5 separate regions of the Homo sapiens genome follow, and regions 1, 2, 3 and 5 are each linked to region 4. The links are chromatin contacts, found by Hi-C or POLR2A ChIA-PET in ENCODE. All regions are on one chromosome and are shown on one strand. Each heading gives the region's core, a stretch centred on a gene start or an enhancer-like site at or near the end of the contact. The rest is flanking DNA. Distances are from core to core; before and after follow the strand shown. Region 1 has its middle 130 kb from the start of LINC01031. Region 2 overlaps LOC124904475 (a long non-coding RNA gene). Region 3 has its middle 100 kb from the start of LINC01031. Region 4 holds the start of CDC73 (cell division cycle 73). Region 5 overlaps LOC124904475 (a long non-coding RNA gene).

The links. A loop is a pair of places that touch in the nucleus more often than their neighbours do. ChIA-PET counts read pairs that join two places held with the same protein, here RNA polymerase II (POLR2A). Pooled maps may share reads with other maps.
Region 1: a loop to region 4 is called in a pooled map, with 2.3 times the contacts of the local background. The contact joins the enhancer-like site here to the promoter of CDC73 in region 4. A Hi-C loop is called at or near these places in 1 of 50 pooled maps. POLR2A ChIA-PET finds 5 or more read pairs at or near these places in 2 of 52 experiments (activated T-cell and activated naive CD4-positive, alpha-beta T cell).
Region 2: a loop to region 4 is called in a map of naive thymus-derived CD4-positive, alpha-beta T cell, with 4 times the contacts of the local background. The contact joins the enhancer-like site here to the promoter of CDC73 in region 4. A Hi-C loop is called at or near these places in 1 of 168 maps with a recorded cell type or tissue (naive thymus-derived CD4-positive, alpha-beta T cell), 1 of 37 single-sample maps with no recorded cell type and 11 of 50 pooled maps. POLR2A ChIA-PET finds 5 or more read pairs at or near these places in 1 of 52 experiments (PC-9).
Region 3: a pooled map shows a loop between it and region 4 (2.4-fold over the local background). The contact joins the enhancer-like site here to the promoter of CDC73 in region 4. A Hi-C loop is called at or near these places in 5 of 50 pooled maps. POLR2A ChIA-PET finds 5 or more read pairs at or near these places in 3 of 52 experiments (WTC11 and activated CD4-positive, alpha-beta T cell).
Region 5: a map of B cell shows a loop between it and region 4 (4-fold over the local background). The contact joins the enhancer-like site here to the promoter of CDC73 in region 4. A Hi-C loop is called at or near these places in 1 of 168 maps with a recorded cell type or tissue (B cell), 5 of 37 single-sample maps with no recorded cell type and 13 of 50 pooled maps.

What each region holds. Positions count from the first base shown.
Region 1 is chr1:193,436,720-193,439,868 of GRCh38, reverse strand. No RefSeq gene overlaps it. Among named protein-coding and RNA genes, the nearest start is that of LINC01031, 130 kb to the right of the region's middle. RefSeq lists an enhancer at 1,939-1,998. Within about 2 kb of position 1,893, at least 2 of the 41 ENCODE cell types and tissues checked have a DNase peak (open chromatin) inside an H3K27ac peak, as active enhancers do.
Region 2 is chr1:193,477,886-193,480,711 of GRCh38, reverse strand. The region is part of intron 3 of LOC124904475 (a long non-coding RNA gene); the gene reads right to left. Among named protein-coding and RNA genes, the nearest start is that of LINC01031, 170 kb to the right of the region's middle. Within about 2 kb of position 1,296, at least 5 of the 41 ENCODE cell types and tissues checked have a DNase peak (open chromatin) inside an H3K27ac peak, as active enhancers do.
Region 3 is chr1:193,407,592-193,410,419 of GRCh38, reverse strand. No RefSeq gene overlaps it. Among named protein-coding and RNA genes, the nearest start is that of LINC01031, 100 kb to the right of the region's middle. Within about 2 kb of position 1,304, at least 17 of the 41 ENCODE cell types and tissues checked have a DNase peak (open chromatin) inside an H3K27ac peak, as active enhancers do.
Region 4 is chr1:193,120,694-193,123,642 of GRCh38, reverse strand. It overlaps CDC73 (cell division cycle 73), which reads right to left and starts at 1,612. Exons shown (of 17, transcript NM_024529.5): 1 at 1,312-1,612. The coding sequence starts at 1,442. RefSeq lists enhancers at 1,175-1,224, 824-1,468, 1,495-1,564, 1,469-2,115 and a silencer at 1,725-1,804.
Region 5 is chr1:193,537,018-193,540,105 of GRCh38, reverse strand. All of the region lies in intron 3 of LOC124904475 (a long non-coding RNA gene), which reads right to left. Among named protein-coding and RNA genes, the nearest start is that of LINC01031, 230 kb to the right of the region's middle. RefSeq lists an enhancer at 42-251. Within about 2 kb of position 1,350, at least 9 of the 41 ENCODE cell types and tissues checked have a DNase peak (open chromatin) inside an H3K27ac peak, as active enhancers do; they include B cell, where a contact is called at or near this core.

The DNA.
Region 1 (3,149 bases), core at 644-3,143, 320 kb before region 4:
AACCTATGTTGTAATTTAGTAAACTACAGATGATTTTCTGCATTTAATTTTCAGCAATTTCAAGCCTGTGGCTATAGGAGGCAAGGCTGTCATTCAGGGCATACTTAGAAGCTCTTAGGTTATTTATGTGGCACTTGAGCTGGAAATTCGAATTCCTGAGTTTATCTTTTTTTTTCACCACTTTGTCCAGTGACATTGGAGCAACCAACCAATATTATTTTATTCCTTCATTTTCTAAAAATGTTTTGAAAGTATCATATGGAGAGTCACTTAGCATCTTGCTTCTCTTAAATGGTTGGTTAGGCATGTTTAATGCCTGTTGTTCATGACATGGACTATCAGGGCTCTCTTTACTACTGGAGACATCTAATCATATTAAAGAGACAATTCCAGAAGCCTCAGGACCAGTTCAGAAAACTTGTCTTTAAAATTCTGTTTTCCTAGAACTACTCATGGTACCAAAGCCTGTATTAGACAGGGTTCTCCAGAGAAATAGATCCAATAGGATATATAGACATATAAGAGGAAACTTATTATTGGAACTGGCTCACACTACCTGCTGTCTGTTTGCTGGAGAACCACAAAAGCCCAGTCCAAATCTGAAGTCCTAAGAACGAGGAGCACTTCAAAGATAGGAGAAGATGGATGTCCCAGCTCAAGAAAAGAGAAAGTAAATGTGCTTTTCTGCCTTTTTCTTCTGTTTGGGCCTTTAACAGATGAGACAAATTAGTCAATCTACAAATTCAAATGCTAATCTCTTCCAGAAATCCCCTCACAGACACTCCAAGAGATAATGTCTAACCAGCTGTCTTGGCACCCCTTTGCCAAGTCAAGTTGACACATAAAATTAACTATCACAAAGGTTTTCTAAGACCCTGCTAAAGCGTCAAAGAACACAAGTTTACAGTTGGTCATTGGGTTGAGTCTCACCTCTAATATATAGTTATTGTATGACCACAGTTTACAAGGACTGAAACTCTCTAAACCTCAATTTCCTCATATGAGAAATGGAGATAATATTAGCTACTTCAATAGATTGTTGTGTTAAATAAAATAATATATACAAAGCCCCTGGCATGTAACAAGTGCTTAGTAAATGAAAACTCTTGTTACATCTCTAAAGCACAGGATGAGTATATAATAAACATGTAATGAATACAGTAGTATTTTAAAATCTACAAGAAAAAGATGTTTGAAAAAAATAGATTTGTGGGGTCCTGGCATCCAGGCCTAGGCTCTTGGACAGCATTTCTACACTTGCCGTGGGTCAGAGGGGAACCCACTGTCCTGAAAGGTAAGTCCCAGGCCTGGCAGCATTCACCACAAGCTGATGGAAGAGCCCTTGGGCTTTAAGTGAACATAGACGGTGGCCTGGTAGAACCCTTGTGAACCAGTAGTGCTAATTGCCACAAAGAGAGGCTCCTCTGCCTGTGGAAAGGGGAGGAAAGAATAGGAAGGACTTTGTATCACAGTTTGAGTGCCAATTTAGCTGCAGGAAAATAAAACATCAGGTAAATTGCTAAGGTTTTTGACTCCAATCCCAGGCTCCCAGACAACATCTCTGGACATGCATGGGGCCTGGGGGAACTCCCTGCCCTGAAAGGAAGGGTCTTAGGCAAGACCCAGTGCCATGCTGGCTTCAGGTCTGACCCAGCATAGTTCACTGGTGGTCGCCACAGGGTGTTTGCATCACCACACCCCCCAATTCATGTGTCTCAGCACACAGAAAGAGACCCCATTTGTTTGAGAAAAAGTAAGGGAAAAGAACCAGAGTCTCTCTCTGGTAATCTAGAGAATTCTTCTGACTGTTATACAAGACCACAAGGTAGTACCTCTACAAGTTTGCAAAAACCACAGTGTTATTGGGCTTGGGGCCCAAGTTTCTTTCAAATACCTGGAGGGACTTCCCAAGAAGGACAGGCATAAACAAGCCCAGACTGTGAATACTAAAGTAAATAGCTAATTCTTCAATGCCCAGATGCAAACATCTACAAGTATCAACATCATCCAGGAAAACATGACCTTACCAGATGAACTAAATAAGGCACCAGGGACCAATCCTGGAGAAACAGAAATATATGACCTTTCAGACACAGAATTCAAAATTGCTGTGTTGAGGGAACTCAAAGAAATTCAAGATAACACAGAAAAGTAATTAAGAATTCTATCAGATAAATTTAACACCCCATCCAGGAGGGAGGTGGGGGGCAGCCCCCGCCCGACCAGCTGCCCCATCCAGGAGGGAGGTGGGGGGCAGCCCCCCGCCCGGCCAGCCGCCCCGTCCGGGAGGGAGGTGGGGGGCAGCCCCCACCCAGCCAGCCACCCCGTCCGGGAGGGAGGAGAGGGACGCCTCCGCCCGGCCACTGCCCCGTCCAGGAGGTAGGGGGTGCCTCTGCCCGGCCACCCCTGCTGGGAAGTGAGGAGCCCCTCTGCCCGGCCGCCACCCCGTCTGGGAGGTGTACCCAACAGCTCATTGAGAACGGGCCATGATGACGATGGCAGTTTTGTGGAATAGAAAAGGGGGAAATGTGGGGAAAAGATAGAGAAATCAGATTGTTGCTGTGTCTGTGTAGAAAGAAGTAGACATAGGAGACTCCATTTTTGTTCTGTACTAAGAAAGATTCTTCTGCCTTGGGATGCTGTTGATCTATGACCTTGCCCCCAACCCTGTGCTCAGCACATGTGAAACATGTGCTGTGTCCACTCAGAGTTAAATGGATTAAGGGCGGAGCAAGATCTGCTTTGTTAAACAGATGCTTGAAGGCAGCATGCTCATTAAGAGTCATCACCACTCCCTAATCTCAAGTACCCAGAGACACAAACACTGCGGAAGGCCGCAGGGTCCTCTGCCTAGGAAAACCAGAGACCTTTGTTCACTTGTTTATCTGCTGACCTTCCCTCCACTATTGTCCTATGACCCTGCCAAATCCCCTTCTGCGAGAAACACCCAAGAATGATCAATAAAAAATAAAAAAAATAAAAATAAAAATAAAAAAAATAAAAAAATTTAACAGATTTAAATAATTAAAAAGAATCAAACAAAAATTCTAGAGCTGAAAAATGTAGTTTACATGCTGAAGAACGCATCAGTCTCTTAACAACAGAATTGATCAAGTCAAGTAGTTCACTTGGTAAAGGAAAATTAGTGA
Region 2 (2,826 bases), core at 47-2,546, 360 kb before region 4:
TAACATGAAAATTCTAAATGATTGAAACCAGTCTTTATGGCTGGCTTTTGTCATCTATCACAAAGAACAGAAGCTTCATTCAGCCACACAGCAGAATACACAGAAATCTACTTTTTTAAATGGCTTTATTAACAATTTACATCCCATAAAATTCACTCATTTAAGGTATACAGTTAAATGGTTTTTAGTATATTTACAGAGTTGGACAACCATCACCACAATCAATTTTAGACCATTTTCATCATGCAAAAAAGAAACCCTGTACCCATTAGCAATCTCTTCCATCTCCTATCTCCCCCACTCCTTGCAGCCTATGGCAAGAATGAATATATTTTGTCGTTGATGTACAAAATATTGCACCTGCTTAATGTATACAACTTGATACAACTTCACATATGTACCCACCCATGAAACCATCACCACAATCAAGATAATAAACATTCATCACTTCCAAACATTTCTAAATGCCCTTGTTTTTTGTTGTTTTTGTTTGGAGGGTTTTTGTGCTAAAAATAACATGAGATCAACCCTCTTAAAAATTTTAAGTGAACAATATTGTTAACTATAGGCACTGTGATATACAGCACATCTCTAGAACTTATTCATCTGGTATAACTAAAAATTTATATCTATTGAACAACTCCCGATTTCCTCCTTTCCCCAGCCATTGCTAAACACCATTCTATTCTGTTTCTATGTGATTATTTAGTTAACTCCATAAATGGGAAAATACTAATCTTACCTTCTCATACCTCAAATGGGGCAAAGATTTAGGAAGGTTCTCACAACTAGGGCTGCAAATCTGAGTGGCCCATCCACAAGAATTAAATAGGAAATTATCTGAAGAATTTAATTGACTATTAATTATAATTTACAATTGCCCAAAGACATTTCTTCTCTTGTGCCTTTAGCTGTAAATTACATTATTTAACATATATTGTTATTTCCTTTTGTACCTATTTTACGACAACCATTATGCTTGATTCATCATTTTTCCCTTATGTAGTGCTGTGTAGTATAATATCTTGGAGCTTATGATTTAATAAATATTGATCTCCCTTGGTCTTTATTATGCTAAGAAAAAGAGACCTGGTTCTCTTTTTCAGGTTATCATTAGGCTTGTGAAATGTGATATACAAAGTGGTTTAGAGCCTTGAAATGCAGTCAGGAAGCCATTCTAAGAACTACCTGCGTGACCTGAAACCTTGCAAAACAGGAACTTGTCTTTAACATTTGAACTGGGTCACACCGCCATGACCACAACATCCTGGAAAACAGCCGAATTTCACCAATGCTGCAACTCCTAAACAGTGACAACCAATGAACTGTGGACTCATGTACTAAACCAACCACTGTCACCAGTGATATCTTTCAAAACAACTTGTGATTACCTTCAGCATCCTTTTACAAATCTGTACCATCCTACCTCTCTTCAGAACACAGTTTAGTTTCTAGCTCAGTCTGTCCCTCAAATTGCAATTCCTAAGACCCCAAGAAATGCCTTATCTTACTGCATTGCAGTCTAGTCTTCACCTCTTCCTAGTTGACAGGCTCCACAATAAGATAAACTATGTGAGGAAAGAAGCAAGCTTTGTCAATACAGTCAAATTGACATTTCTAAGAATTATATAAGTTTTCCCCAGAAAAATACAGTGACTTCTCTTCAATTCACACATTTGTTTCTTGAAATTTTGGGGACCACTTACAAAAGTTTAATGCAATCTTACATATTTTGGATAAGTCACTTTATAACATTGGGATCAAAATGCCTACTATAGTTATTTTCTATAAGTGGTTTCCATTAAGATAACTACTTTAACAAATACTAAATTTTATTATATTACTTTAATTACATTACTTTATTAAATACTAAACTTTATTATACCACATTAACTTTCTTTCCAGTAAAATATTACATAGAGTAAGAATTTATATAGATAAGTAGTCATAGATATAATGTTTAAAAATACCTTTTGATATGTCATAGGAAACATTGCTTTTAGCTTCTTCTTCCCCTTACCAAATAGTACCACTTATTACAGTCCTGTGCACTGTTCTGCACCAATAAGTTGAGCCGTTGACAAATGCAATTGGATTATTAAAAATCTTGTTTTCCCTTGATTATATTACAATCTGCAACCCATGACTCTCCATATGGTATTAAAATAAGTTTGATTAGAATTCTAAGGGTAACAGTAAGTGAATCACATTATTATTTCCAAACACATCACTGGTATGAATGAGAGTTAAACACTAACGTATACTTTTAAAACATTATCAACAAATTCCCCCAGTAAACAGCCAAACACCACAGAAAACCAGAATTAATCCTACTATCCAAAATTGTTCTGTGCAAAAATGAAACAAGAATACAATCGACTTCTGATTTGACCCTTATTAAAGTAATGCAGCATATTACAGTGGGATATTCTAATGGGCAAGAGAAAAAAAACAAGTCAGTTTTTTGAAACACACTATTCCATATGGCTTTTCCAAGGAAGTCCTAAATTTGAAGAGAGCATCCTGTTCATTTACATGGTTTCCAACACATTTAAGTTGTATAAAGGAATACCCTAAGGAAGCTTTTCAAGTTTGTAAACCAAGCACTTTGCCTTTACCTTTATTTGCTCCCACCAAAATGCTAACGATATCATCTGAAATTTCCTGCATCCCAAGGCATATGTGTACTAATATTCATTTTACACAAGTAGTTACTACATAGACCATGTGTACTGAAAAGCCTAAAATATTTACTATCTGGCCATTTACAGAAAAAGTGTACCAACCCCCATCCCAAACTAAAGCTAAAGACTTTAAGATCCTCCC
Region 3 (2,828 bases), core at 55-2,554, 290 kb before region 4:
ACATTTGTATAATCTATCACAGTGGTTCACAAAGTATGGCCTGGAACCCCTGTGGGTCCTTAAGACCTTTTCAGGGAGTCCATGAGGTGAAAACTATTTTCATAATCATACTAAGATACTATTTGACTGTTCTATTTTCATTCTTTCATCAGCATATAGCGAAGTTTTTCAGAGGCTCCATGATCAGTGATATTGCAAGAAATTGAACGCAGAAACAGATATCAGAATCTAGCTGTCTTCAGTTAATCCGGACATTAAAGGAACTTGCAAAAATGTGAAACAATGCCACTCGTCTAACTAAAGTGTTTTTTCTTTTTTTTTTTTTTTTTAGTTTTGGAAAATAAGATTTTTATTAAAATGTTATTTATTTTAACATGTAATGGGATTTTTTAAAATAAATTATCAATACATATTTTTAGATATTCTCAGTTTTTAGTTTGAATCTACTAAACATACTTAGGTATAACACACATAAACAAAAGCTCTTCAGGGGCCTCAATAATTTTTAAGAGTCTAAAGGTGTCCTAAGAACAAAAGGCTTGAAAACTGTGAAGAACTTTCACAGTACTTATGCCATTGCCAATACAAGATTATAGGTAAGGAAAAAAGATTATACAAGGAGTGTTTTTCAATAAGCAGCCAATTTAGTTTGATAGTTTTCTGGTCACCCTGAAATCAAATGTTATTTGTACCACTGCACCTACCCAAACTGAAGGCATTTTTCCATGATGAAAGGCCTTCCAAGAAATTATTGCCAGACGATATTATGTGAATTTTTTTATTGTTTGGGAGGAAAATGGGATATGAATTAAGAAGTGAGAAGTTGAATGATTCTAGGAAAATGATATTTTATTGTGTGTTTTTAAAAAGGAGTCCATATCTTAAAAGATTGATTGCTAAAGAATCTCTTCCACATAATACAGGGAAAGAAGATGAAAAAATTAGCTTACTACCAACTATCATAAGTCTTTAACCTTAAAAAAAACATGAAGTCTACATATATGTGTGTGCTATAAAAATGTAACTATAACAAAAAATACATATAATTTACATTATATTACATATACCATTTAGATAAACCTGTTACTTCTGTGCAGGTTCCCCCAGACTCACCCTCACCCTTTCTTTCTATGTCCTGACCCCAAATCATGAAGTGCCTTGGCTGCTCTGTGACCTCGCCAGCTGCAGTTTTTTCCAGCAGGCTTGAACCGAAACCACGGCCTTGAACATTTCCAGACACTGAAAAAGTTATCTAGGTTGTTGCTCAAAACACTAAAAGAAACTGGCCCCGGGCCCTGAGCCAAATTCCTCAACCCTTGATAAAAACTTCCTACATGACTCCCTCATTTCAGACATACCTAGGTAGAACAGCCCCTTTCTCTCACTGTCCGCCACAAGGACTGGAGCAGCGCTCTGTAAGTTCCCCTAATAAATTCCTTAGATTCATCACCCTGGCGTTTAGTGCTTCTTTCTTTAGAATCTTAACCAGCCCCATCTCTGGATGGTTTGGGGAACTTCCCTGCAGAAATTCCCCTGCCGCCACTTTTGGAGCAATTCCAGCCATGGGTTTGGTAGGACAAAACGTCTGACAGAGAAGAAAATAGGAGGCTCACTGCTGCCTTGATCACTATAACAACTTTGTTGATATATGGATAACTATCTAAATGTTCCAAATACAAACTAATGTTCCTATATCTAGCAAGTGTATATTTAAATGGTGAATTAGGATTCTCCAGAGAAACAGAACCTATAGAGATTAGGTAGATAGAGAGATAGACAGATGATGGATGGATGGATGGATAGATAGATAGATAGATAGATAGATAGATAGATAGATAGATAGATCGATAGATAGACAGACGGTTATAGAGATAACTTATATCAATAAGTTATTGACTCACTGATTACAGAGGCTGAGAAGTCCTATGATCTGACATCTGCAAGCCGTAGACCCAGAAAAGCCTGTGGTGTAGTTCAAAGGCCTGAGAGCCAGAGGACCGATGATGTAGACTCCGGACCCAGCCTGAAGGCTTAAGAACAAGGAGCACCGAGGACAGAAGACTGACGTCCAATTCAAGCAGACAGGCAGAGGAGAGCACAAATCCAATCTTCCTCTGCCTTTTTGTTCTTTTCAGGTGTTCAAAGAATTGGATGATGCCCGACCAGGTGCGGTGGCTCACACCTGTAATCCTAGCACTTTGGGAGGCCGAGGCAGGCGGATTGCCTGAGCTCAGAGTTCGAGACCAGTCTGGCAACACGGTGAAACCCCTTCTCTACTAAAATACAAAAACTTAGCCAGGCGTGGCAGCGTGCGCCTATAGTCTCAGCTACTCGGGAGGCTGAGGCAGGAGAATTGCTTGAACGGGAAGCAGAGGTTGTACAGTGAGCAGAGATCACCCCACTGCACTCCAGCCTGGGTGACAGAACTAGACATTGTCAAAACATAAAAAAATTGGATGATGCCCATCCAGTTATTTTCAGGCGCTCAAAGAATTGAATGATGCTCTTTGGGGAGGGCCATCTGCTTTACTTAATTTACCAGTTTAAATGTCAATCTCTCCCAGAAACATCCTCATAGACATACCTAGAAATAACATCTAAACAGACATCAGGGCATCCCATGGCCTAGTCATATTAACACATAAAACTTACCATCACAGATGGTGTTTGTCACCTCTAACCTATCTCCAAACAAATCATAGATGATTTTTAGAACATAACTTTTTAAATTTTTTAATCGTTTATATTTGCTGCGTAATCTTTTCTGTCTTATTTCCCGTATGTATAGAATGATAGCGCATAGAAAGAAATAATTCTCACATATTTAA
Region 4 (2,949 bases), core at 363-2,862:
CTACCTATGCAAATTATTCGAAAGGGTAAAATACCAGAAACTCAGAATGTCATTTGATCAACATTTTATAAAGCTAATTAAATCATAAGACAAAAAAATTTTAAAACCAACCAATAGGCAGGGCGCCGTGGCTCACGCCTGTAATCCAAGCACTTTGGGAAGTGGAGGCGGGCAGATTATTTGAGGTCAGGAGTTCGAGACCAGCCTGACCAACACGGTGAAACCACATCTCTACTAAACTACATAAATTAGCCGGCCATGGTGGCGGGGGCCTGCAACCTCAGCTACTCAGGAGGCTGAGGCAAGAGAATCACTTGAACCCAGGAGGCAAAGATTGCAGTGAGCCAAGATCGCGCCACTGCACTCCAGCCTGGGCGACAGAGCAAGACTCCCTCTCAAAAATAAATAAATAAATACCAACCAACAAACTAAATTTCCCTAGTTTTTCATCGACTCTTCATAAAGCTTCCATTCAAAGAAACAAAATGAGTAGGGAAGTTGTAGCTCAAGGTTCTAATTCTAGAAGCGATGCACCAATGACAGTGACATCATTAAAAAGGCCCCTAATGACTGTTAGAGCCGTCTCTAGAAGTTTTCCTGAATGACTTAAACTGATAAAACTTCACATGGACCAACATTCCCAAACATTTCCCTTTAAAATACACTTCCGAAAAATCACACGCACCATCTATTTCTTAGATCTGTAAAGCTCACTCATTTCACCAACTCCTGAAGACCTCTCTAACACAGACTTTTATGACTCTTCCAAATTCACCAAATTTCTTTCCGGTCCTAACTTCAGGGTTGATTCCCTTTTCTCTTCTACAGGAATCACCCCCACCCCAACAATGAAAGGAGATGAAATAAACCAGGAGTTGCAAAGACCAGCGGAGATAGTTACATAGCAGCCTGGAAAAGAGAAAAAAAAAATAAAGAACAAAAAGAGGCGTCTACGGCACCAGACGGTGTGCTCCTTTGTGCACCTATGTTCAGGTATCCCTTGCGCACCAGTCCCACACTTCGCTGGTACACATACCTACTGATAAAAATTAACTGTAAAAGTCAGAAACTCCCACGGTACCTTTCCTTTGGGCTTCTCAAAAATTTTAAGTGATGAACTGCTCTAGAGCTCCGCCCCTTCTTTCCTTACCCTAAAAGTGCAACTTCTGCTCTAGAGAGAAACTTTCTTTTCCCCGAACACCCGTTTTATCCCATCCCCAGGGGAAACGGGGGGAGGGGTTAAGAAAGAGGTCGCCTGGGGGCGCCCAACTCTGCCCTGCCACCCCTGGGCCACAGCCATGCCGGACTTACCCCCAAACAACATAGTTGGTCTTCACATTCTTGGGCCAGGAGAACTCCCCGAAGATCACTTCGTCTCCCTTCACCACAATCTCCTTCTTCTGGATGTTGTACTGTCGCAGGACGCTAAGCACGTCCGCCATCTTCCCCCCCCTCGCCTCCGCCGGCTCGGGGCGCCGCCGCTGCCGCCGCGCCTGCCTCCTTCTTCTCTTGTCGCCTCGCCCTCTTCCTCCTCCTCCTTCGCCGCCGCGACGAACCAACAGCAGCAGCACTAACAGCCGTCCTCGCCTACGACAGCAGCAGGGGCAGTAGCCACCCAGGCCGCCGAGGACCCCGCGCTGTAAGGCAAGGCCCCGCCGCCGGCTGCCCGCGGAGAACGCCTGACTGCGCCCCTCCAGCGAGGCACATCCGCCGCCAGGGGGAGCCGCGACCGCCTGGAAAAGTGCCCCTCCCAGACTTCAGCTGGGCACGGAGCCCACTCACTCGCTGAAACGCTGAGCGCTGGGGCACCGCGCCCACGTACGGCGCACGTACGGGGAACTTTGCCGGGCGCGCGCGCGCGGAGCACGTACCCAGTACCCCGCGGCGCGCACCAAGCGGCGTCAGGTGCGCGCGTACCTGAGCAGTGGGTCAGCACTTCCATCCCCAGCACGTGCACTGAGTATTTAACGAACTGTCTCGGGTGCGACCAGAGGCTCCCCCGGGTCCCTGCTTTGGCCGGGATGGAATTCGGCAAGGATTTGCGGAACACTAGAATTACCTTCCTATTTAGATCGGACCCAGGCCTAGCCAAAGACCTCTAGGACTTAGTGATCCGGAGAAGCCCTTTTGAAAGAGTGGGGCTCTTGGGGTTGGGGTTGGGGTTTTTTGTTTGCTTTTGATGTGGAAAAGAACGAGTTTTGGTTTTTTGTTGGTTTTGAGTGGAAAAGACCGAGTCCAGAAAAAAAAAAAAACAGTTCTGGGCACTGCTCGTCAAGTTACATAGCTTCTCACAGCATCAATTGGTTAATGAAGAAAATGGGGTTAATACGAAGATAAGGTAAACGCGCCTAGCAAGTCAATAAAATATCCTAAATGTTGGATCCTCCCTCTTCATTCTTTGGATGATGACTTTTTCCATCGCGGTCCCTTCTCCCCGCCAATCCCGAAGGGCTATATTCAAAAGGCTGTGTTCCAAGATGTAAATGGGAAAGTTGCCCTAACAGAAACCCCAAACGGTCCAATTTAGAACACTTCCAGACTACCCAATTTTTTAAATGGTACTCAGAAGTCTCAGTGGTGTCCTTGACATGCGTTTTGAGACGGTTAAGATAAGTTCAATATACTATGGCCAACCAAACACATCCTATGGGATTGTTTTTTTTCTTTTACCATGTCAGAAGGAAAAAAGAGGCAACTTTGTGTTTGACATAACCAAATTCCTTGACCTGTTTTGAAAAAAGTCAATCTTTTCACAACGCAGAGGACTACAGATACAGAAGTGTGTGGTTCATTTCCGATATGATCTGTAGCCATTCTGCAACTGTTAGTTTGTGAAATTTTTTTCTGTTCCACCAATGTTTTCACCCCGTAGTATTCTCCTGAATCTCACCCCAAGCACACACATTATAAAGAAATGGCTACAATTACCTATCCCCACATTCTCTATTC
Region 5 (3,088 bases), core at 101-2,600, 420 kb before region 4:
TTGATGGGGAGCTGACAAAAGACACCCATCCAAAGACTTAGGTATCCCAGAACATCTTAAGCCAGGTTAATAGAAAGAAATCCACACCTAGACTCATAGTAAACCAAAAACAATTTTAAAAGATCTTTAAAGCAACTAGAAAAGTAGAACAATGAAACTGAAAGCTGACTCTTCAAAAACTGAAAGCTGGAAACAGCTGAACGAAGTCTTCAAGGTGCTAAACATATATACATAATTCTTAATCTCCGAAAGATTTTCAACAAGGATGCCAGGACCATTCAATGGAGAAAGGACAGTTTCTTCAACAAATGGTGTTGAGAAAACTGAATATCCACAGGCAAAAGAATGTAGTTGGACCCTTACCTTACATCACATTCAAAATTTAACTCAAAGTAGATCAAAGACCTAAAAGATCTGAACTGTAAAGCATACAAGGAAAAATAGGGGAAAATCTTCATGACATTGGATTTGGCAAGGATTTCTTGGATATAACAACAAAAGCATAGGCAACAAAAGTAAAAGCTTCTGTGCAAAGGGCACAATCCACAGAGTGAAAATGCAGCCTACAGAATGGGAGAAAATATTTGCAAATCATGTATCTGATAAGAGGTTAATATCCAGAATATAAAAAAAAATGCCTTTAACAAGAAAACAGCCCAAGCTTTTAAAACAGACAAATCCTTTGAATAAACATTTCTCCAAAGATGATATATAAATGACCACGTATATGCAAAGGGACCCAACATTACTAATCATTAGGAAAACGCAAATCAAAACCCCAATGGATATCACCTCACGCCCATTAGGAATTCTACTATCAGAAAAAAAAAAAAAAATGGAAGTTAAATGTTGGTAAGGACAGGAAAAAATTACCAAGGATGGGAAAAATAGTGTTGGTGGGAATGTAAAATTGTACCGCCACTATAAAAGATAACCCTCAAAAAAAATAAAATAAAATAGAATTGCCGTATGATCCAGGAATTCTACATCTGGGTCTCTATTCAAAAGAAAGCAAGATCTCAAAGACTTACTTGCCCACCTATGTTTGTAGCAGCACTATTCACAATAGCCAAGTGGTGGAAATAACGTAGGTGTTGACCAGCAGATAATGGATAAACATAATGTGGTATATACATACTGATATGGTTTGACTGTGTCCCCACTGAAATCTCTTCTTGAATTCCCCACGTGTTGTGGGAGGGACCCAGTGGGAGGTAACTGAATCATGGGAACAGATCTTTCCTATGCTGTTCTCATGATAATGAATAAGTCTTATGAGATCTGATGGTTTTATAAGGGGGAGTTTCCCCACACAAGCTCGCTCTCTCTCTGCCTGCTGCCATCCACGTAAAATGTAACTTGCTCCTCCTTGCCTTCCACCATGATTGTGAGGCCCCCCGAGCCACGAGGAACTGTAAGTCCATTAAAACTCATTCTCTTGTAAATTAGCCGATCTCAGGTATGTGCTTATCAGCAGTGTGAAAACAGACTAATACACATACAATGGAATATTATTTAGACTTAAGAAGGAAAGAAATTCTGACCACATCCTACAATACAGATAAATCTTGGACACACTATGCTAAGTGAAATAATCCAGTCACAAAAGACAAGTGTAAGAGTCTTCCCTTATCGTCAGGGGATACATTCCAAGATCCCTGTGGATGCCTGAAACCAAGGGTATTAATGATGCCTATATATATGATGTTTCTTCCTGTACATACATACCTACAATAAAGTTTAATTTATAAATTAGGCACAGTAAGAGATTAATAACTAATAATAAAATAGTACAATTATAACAATATGCCAGCATCACTGCTCTTGTACTTTGGGGCCATTATTAAGTAAAATAAGGGTTACTTGAAAACAAACGCTGCAATACCTGGACAGGTGATCTGATCACTGAGATGGCTACTAGGTGCCTACCAGTCAGGTAGCATATGCGGAAGGGCTATGCTGGACAAAGGAATGATTCACATCCTGGGCTGAATGGGACAAGATTTCATCACACTACAAAGAATGTCACCCAATTTAAAACTTACAAATTGTTTATTTCTGGAAATTTTTATTTAATATTTTCAAACCACAGTTGACAGCAGGTAACAAACTGCAAAAAGTGGAACCACAAGTAAGGGGAGTCTACTGTACTGTATTATTCCTCTTACATGAGGTATCTAGAGTAGTCAGATTCATGGAACCTATTCACAGAAACAGAAAGTAGAACGGTGGTTGTCAGAGCCTTGGGGGAGGGGGAAAGGGGGAGTTGTTTAATGAATCAAAAGTTTCACTTCTGCAAGATGAAAACATTCTGGAGATCAGTCACACAACAATTTGAATATACTTAAAACTGCTAAAAACGACTGGGAGGTAAAAATGATAACAATTGAACTTAGAAAAAGTTAAGACGACAAACTTCATTTTTTCCATTTTTTTCTACAACAAACATTTTTAATACAATTAAATACAGTCAATCACGTGTTGCTGAGGTGATTTTGTCATTGTGCAAACAACATAGAGTGTACTTCCACAAACCTAGATGGTATAGCCTACTACACACCTAGGCTATATGGTTTAGCCTATTGCTCCTAGGCTACAAACATATACAGCACGTTACTGTATTGAATACTGTAGGCAATTGTAACACGATAAGTATTTGTGTGTCTAAATATATCTAAAGATAGAAAAGATAACACACTGTGCTATGTTAAGACAGCTGCCACATGCCACTATGCCACAGGAGTTTCTCAGCTCCCTTATAATCTTACCCCCTGTTGTATCTGCAGTCTGTCGTTGTCCAAAACATTATGTGGTGCATGACTGTGTATAATTCATTATCTATAATCAATTGCCAAACTATCAGTCAAGAATGAAGGGAAAAAACTCAAGACAATAATTACTCAATACTTCTTACCAATTATTCTGCTCAGTTATTATACTTTTGACATAAAATTTATATAAAAGATGAATATATATTTTAAGAATAAGATCAGTGAATGCCACCATTTAAAGAAACAGAATATTATCAATATCCCTAAGGCCCCCGGTTTCCCTACCTGATTGCTTATACCTCCTTTGTCCCTCTCTT